2 separate regions of the Homo sapiens genome follow, and region 1 is linked to region 2. The links are chromatin contacts, found by Hi-C or POLR2A ChIA-PET in ENCODE. All regions are on one chromosome and are shown on one strand. The core of a region is the stretch at or near the end of the contact, and the rest is flanking DNA. Distances in the headings are between cores, read along the strand shown.

Evidence for each region. Hi-C counts contacts between places; a loop is a spot of excess contacts on that map. ChIA-PET counts read pairs that join two places held with the same protein, here RNA polymerase II (POLR2A). Pooled maps may share reads with other maps.
Region 1: a loop to region 2 is called in a map of ascending aorta, with 2.4 times the contacts of the local background. The contact joins the promoter of TSPAN2 here to the promoter of DENND2C in region 2. A Hi-C loop is called at or near these places in 2 of 168 maps with a recorded cell type or tissue (ascending aorta and naive thymus-derived CD4-positive, alpha-beta T cell) and 8 of 50 pooled maps. POLR2A ChIA-PET finds 5 or more read pairs at or near these places in 1 of 52 experiments (WTC11).

The regions. Positions count from the first base shown.
Region 1 is chr1:115,088,092-115,091,172 of GRCh38, forward strand. It overlaps TSPAN2 (tetraspanin 2), which reads right to left and starts at 1,412. Exons shown (of 8, transcript NM_005725.6): 1 at 1,273-1,412. The coding sequence starts at 1,341.
Region 2 is chr1:114,668,478-114,671,397 of GRCh38, forward strand. DENND2C (DENN domain containing 2C) reads right to left here and starts at 1,572. Exons shown (of 21, transcript NM_001256404.2): 1 at 1,506-1,572. It overlaps LOC124904354 (a long non-coding RNA gene), which reads left to right and starts at 1,934. Exons shown (of 2, transcript XR_007066465.1): 1 at 1,934-2,173; 2 at 2,372-2,477. RefSeq lists a silencer at 1,576-1,665 and an enhancer at 1,786-1,945.

The sequences.
Region 1 (3,081 bases), core at 162-2,661, 420 kb after region 2:
CCCACGTGTACAAAGGCCATGTGTCTCTTTAAAGTTCAGGGGATGTCGAGGAGGTACCTCCTTCACACCTTCCACTGCTGAAGGATACTGAAGAGCTTGGAGTTGCTGAAGTCACCCAGGCATCTGGGCTAATGGATTGACAGACAAAAGAGGAGCCCATCATTCAATAATTAATTAGTTGCAATCATGGGAAGACAACGTCCCCCAGAGCAGATAGGACAGCCACCTCCTCCAACCTGGTAGTTTCAAAGCACCCAGGCCCTGGCTGCTCTCAAACCTCTTTATCCAATGTTTCCCCTCAGGGTCTAGCTGAGCAGTTACACTGGCTGACATTCTCTTAAGAAAGCCCAAGAGGAAATGTGCAGAAAAGACAATTTTCAGACCTTGTCTCACAGTCCTGCAGGCCCTGGGACAGGGTATCCAGGGATGTAGGTCTGGTCTAGCTGTATCCCTGTCTCGATAATATAGGAGACAAGGGTCAAGATCCTATCTCTCTGTGAACCATGAATCCTGGGAACGCTGTCAGTTCAATCAAACCCTGCAAAGTTGAATGAGATCATCTCTGGGAGAATTAGTATTTAGCAGAGGCTGCGGCTGGGGGTTGTGGAGAGCTGCTGCTGCCCTTTAGAAGCCCTTCCATTCCCCATCCCCTTCTCAGAAGAGAACCCACCACCTCCTCTCACCCAGGGGTACTCTTACCCTGATGCCCAGAAAAAGGACGACGCCCCCCCACCACAATTTTCACTCCTATCTCCAATTTCCTAAACAAAACCATCACAGCCAGGTACAGTGTCCACACACTCGAATGGAGCACCACCCCAGGCAGCCCCAGGGCAGGGGTTTCTCTCCCATCACCCTGGCCAGGCCCTGGTTCCAGCTGGTAGGCAGAGTGAAAAGGGGGTGTGTGCACGGGAGACTGGAGGGGAACAGGGACCCAAGTCCTCCGGAGGTGAGGAGAGGCTGGGTCCCCGCACCTGGGGTCACTAGCTGGGAGATAAAAACCAAGGCAGGTGGGGGTTCCTTCCAGGAAAGAGCCACACGGTGTCTCTCCCCTTCTCACCATTTCTCATTGATCAACCTTCTGTCTTCCCGTTCTCTCCCTTCCATCCCTCCCCTCCCTCTTTGTTTGCCTTCTCCTCGCCTCCGCGTTTGAGCACCCAGCCCTCCCCACGAGCGCGACTCGGACGCCGCAGTCAGCAGCTCGGGGACCCCGGCCCCGCGCCCGCCACCCGGCCCCCTGCCCTGACCGGCCCTCCCGGCTCCTGGTCTCACCCAGAAGAGCAGGTTGAAGCCAAGCAGCAGGTACTTGATGCACCGCAGGCCCCCGCGGAAGCGCCCCATGCTGCGGCCCGGCGGCGGGATCCCCAGTCCCCAGGCCCGCGCTACGAGCGCGGGGAGCGGCAGGCTCCGGCGGGGAGGGGGCGGAGCGGGGAGGACCGGGGCGGGGCCTCCGGGGGGCGGGGCGGGGCCCGGCGGGGAGGGGCGCGTGGACCCCAAGCGGCGTGGCTGGCGACGGGTGGGGGCGCCAGCGGGTGGAGATCGAGCAGCCCGAGGGAGCACGTTCGCTCTTCTCCCGGACCCAGGGACCACCTTCCTTCCCTCCAGTGGGCGCACCGCCGCCGGCTATCGGAGCACCTGCAGGGCGGGAGCGCCCACCGGGGACTGGGGACCCATTTAATCAGCGCCCTGTGCGGAGACCGGTTTGAGGCCCGGGCGATGCTTGAGGGATAAGCACTTGGTCTCGTGGCTATGGAAATCTAGGAAGGTGACCTCGGGTAGAAGAGCTAAGTGGGGTCGGAGGTTGCCCCGAAGCTGGCAGGACCAGTCGCGGGGCACCTGACTGAGTGTCCAGGGCTGCGGCTCCGCGGCGCGGAGCAAGCACACAAGCAGCTTCTAGGGGACCCTCCCTCCGGCCCCTCCCCCCTCCTCGGGGGACTCTTACCTTAATAGGCAAGAACTGAGAGAGGGTGCGGGAGGCGGCGCCCTGAGTCCTGTGGGCTGCCCTCAACCCAGCCGGCCAGTGGAGGGAGTCTGACTTCTCATGTCCTGCCGGGTTCCACTGATCGGAGGGCTTGGAAGGATCCCAAATTTTCGGGATCTTAATTATGATGTGGAGATGGGAGAAAGGGGAAGGGGGCGGTTTTTGTTTTGCTTTGTTTTTATTAAGTTAGGCTGTTGGCAGGAAAATCAGACTCCCACTTCCATTGACTAAGTGTCTACAATATGTGGTGTCAGACAGTATGGGGGAGACAAGAAAGCAAAATTCGGAGAGCTTATGCATAAATTCAGCAAAACTTTGAGTGCCTATTATAGGCCAGACATAGTAGCAAGCCCCAGGGACTCAACAATGAGGAGACAGCCAGGCCCAGAACCACAGTCTCTGGTGTTGGAGACAGATCTGTAAGCAAATAGGGTGAGGAGAGAAGGGCTGGGTGCTAGACAGGTGTGCCTGGCCTGACTGCCTTAACCAGAAAAGGCATTGCTAAGGAGAGGGGCCTGATCTGGTCTAGAAGACGGAGCCCAGGCGGAAAAGATCAGTCCAGGAAGACAGCATGCGCAAAAGCACAGAGCTGGAGAGAACAAGGCCTCCAAGGGAGTTCTGAGAACCGCAGTTAGCCCGAGTGAAGCCTGGTGGGGGCAGAGTGAGTCAGGAAGGCAGGAGCCAAATCACAGCTTTCAGTCGGCTGACCAATGTGCCAAACTGTCATTGGCCCCGAGTGTCCCCACGTGCAACATGGAGGTAATAGTACTCCCCTCATAGAGTTGTGAAGATAAATGAGTTAGTATTTGTGAAGTGCCTAGAACAGTGCCTGGCACAGATTAAGTACTGCATAAGGGTTAGTATTATTGTATCACACTCTTATCAGTCAACCATTCAGTTTCTACCATGTTGCCATCTTTGCCTACCTCTGTGTCTTTGGACATTTGTTTGAATATCGACTCATTTATAAAAACGAGTCAAAGACAGAAAAATGAAAGTGCTGATTCTAGTAATAAACATGTCTCCAACAATGAAATAAAGACAAAGATGGAAGTCATTAGGTATGCAGAGAGAAGTGAATCATTAGCTTCAATCAAACA
Region 2 (2,920 bases), core at 322-2,821:
TCTTCCTTTATTGCTGCATTTAAAAAACGTACTGCCACATTCAACACACACACACACACACACACACACACACACACCCCAACTAATGAAAGACCAAGACACATAATTACTACATTTCCTGGTTTCTGCCTGGCAAACTCAGAACAGGCCTACAAGTATCCCCAGCAAAAGCCTACAGGTTACAAAACTGCCATTTTCTTTTTTATTTCCCATCTCCCCGCTAAAATCCCTCGCACACATATCCATAGTAAAGAACAAAAACGTCTATAATAAAGGCTGTATGAAAAAATATGGCTATATATTAACAATATTTTGGAAGATTTAAATCTTCCTATAAGCAGCCCGTCAATTCACAAAAACAAATTAAAGTCTTGATTTGGAACAATATTCCCAGCTTACTTTAGCAGGTATCTTAAACTACAACTATTTAGCTAAGACAAAGAAGTAGATTATTTGATTGCTACAGACTTCGCGGTAAATGATTCAGCAACAGTGTATAGATAACACCACTGTGCTATTCTAGAAAATTTCATCAATCATTTAAAAATAGGACACACTCAAACAATGGGGGTCACTTTGTGGGAAAAGTTTAAACAACTTATTTACACAGTAAGCAAGGATCTATCACTTTATCTAAAACACTGCAGAAGAATCACTAGCTTTAGGGTAAACGTTTGTAAAGTGCCTACTATGTACCAGGCAAGTAGTAGTTGCTTCACAGAATATACACGCTCCACACGCACGTTCAAATATCTGACATTTGTAGAATACTGTCACTCATCTGATTTGACCCTGAGAATACCCATAGGCATGAACTTGCCAGTTTCACAGTTACGGAAAGAGAGGCCCAGGAAGTTAATTTGGCCGAGGTATCACATCTGGTTCCGCGGGTTCTGGCCCTAGACTTGAGCCTTTTGACTCATAATCTAATCATCAGCTGCTATACAGCTCTAGTTACTCAAAAGCTCTTAGGTGTTCCACTGTCAGACTTTTAAATTAAAATTCTACTTGACAACTTTCGGTATTGTGCGTATTAGATGCTGTTAAGAATCAAAACACCAAAAAAAGCAAAATATTGTTTGGAAGTGCATCGTCCCAGCATGTCGAAGTTCAAGCTCACTGGCTAATTTTGGAGAAAGCCCGCGTTTCCCCAGGCTGCCGGGCGCTCCCTCCCTCTTCCCCAGCAGAGAGCGGCGCCCAGCCTAGGGGTCCCCAAGCCCCTGAGGTAGCGAGGAGGTCTTCAGCCAGGCTCCGCCACAACCCGTGCGGCCACGAGAGGACGTCCCAAAGCTGGGCCCAACAACCGGTTGCTCCTCCGGACGGAGGAGGTGCCGAGACAGCGGGGCGCGGAGACACCACCTCCGCCAGCTCGGCTCGCACCGTCCGAGGACTACGCCGCGGCGCCACAGCCCCGCACCCGACGCCCAGAAGGGTGATGCCGACAGCCCCGAGAGTCCGAAGCCCCTGCGGCTTAAAACCCCGCGCCGAATCACCCCGACTCTTACCTGTCTGTACCTCAACGTTGTCTCCTGTGGCCAAGCTAGTCTCCCGGGTATCACTCGGGTCCGCTCCGTCCCGCCCCCGCAGGCCCTGCCGAAGGCCCCGTCCCGGCTGCAGCCCCACCCCCTAGCCCCGCCCTCCCTGGCAAGGCTCAGTTCTTATTGGCTCCTATTCCCACCCCTCACGCTATGCCCGCCTCCGACACCGCCCCGGCCGGCGGTGAGGGGAACCACCACGCCTCAAGTCCGCTGTATGGCCAGAACCTTGCCAGGACCTCGGTCACTGCAGTTCCAGCAGGCGGGCGACCAGTGTCACCGTCGTCCGGCCAAGCCCTCGAGCCAGAGCTCCATCGCCTTCGCCTGCCGTCGCATCGGCCCCACGGAGACGGCCCTATGCTTCATGTGAAGGTTTACTCTTCACAACTACTCAACAAGATAAAGCCTGGCTTAATCAGGGAATCCAAGCACTGTTTCCTAGGCTGACCTCAGTGAGCAAACAATTGCACTACGGTGCCAACTTGAAACGTCAAGAGAAGCAAATAACTCTCGCGGCACCTCAGGCTTGGAATCTCAGAACGGGGGTGCCTTGATACTCCCAGTGCGTGAGGTCAGCCCCCACGCCCTGTTGAGACACACATGCCTAAGCGCTCCGCCTGCAACACGCTCTTGCTTAGGTATGTGCGTGGTGTTGTGCCTACTGCAAGCTGTAACCCAGTTTCACCGAGGCTGCGGGACAAGGATCAGTTGAGCCTGTTTCCCAGGCACTCGCTAACCACCCCACCCCGCCTCGCCCCGCCCCACCCCACCCCACCCCACCCAGCCAGAGCCTCTTGGGTCTGGTGACCAAACTCTTCCTACATTTGTTCACACAGAGGTACCAAAATAGAAGACTACCAGAAAGAGAGGTGTTTAGTTACGTATCACGGATGACTGTCACAAGCAAACTTAACCCAAACAATAAAGGTAGCATATCCCAAACCGTTGTGAAACTATCACCTGTAGACAGTAAAACAGAAATTACATTCTATGATGGGGGAAAAAAAAGTAATGACATACTTAAAAAAAATCATGTCCCAATGAGGAAATAAATGTGGATATTGTTTGTAGTAAATTTTGCACACTGATCATTATGGGCTTCCCCCACCAAAAAAAAAAAAATTCTTATATAATGTGTCTATCTATTTATTTATTGAGACAGGGTCTCTTTGTGTCACTCACACTGGAGTGCGGTGGCCCAATCATAGCTCACTTGAAGTCTCAACTTCCTAGGCTCAAAGAATCGTCCCACCTCGGCCTCCCAAGCAGCTAGTATTATAAGCATGCACCACCACCCCCGGCTAATATTTTTATTTTTATTTTTTTGTAGAGACAGGGTCTCGCTATGTTGCCCAGGCTGGTCTCCAACTCCCGAGCTCAAGCAG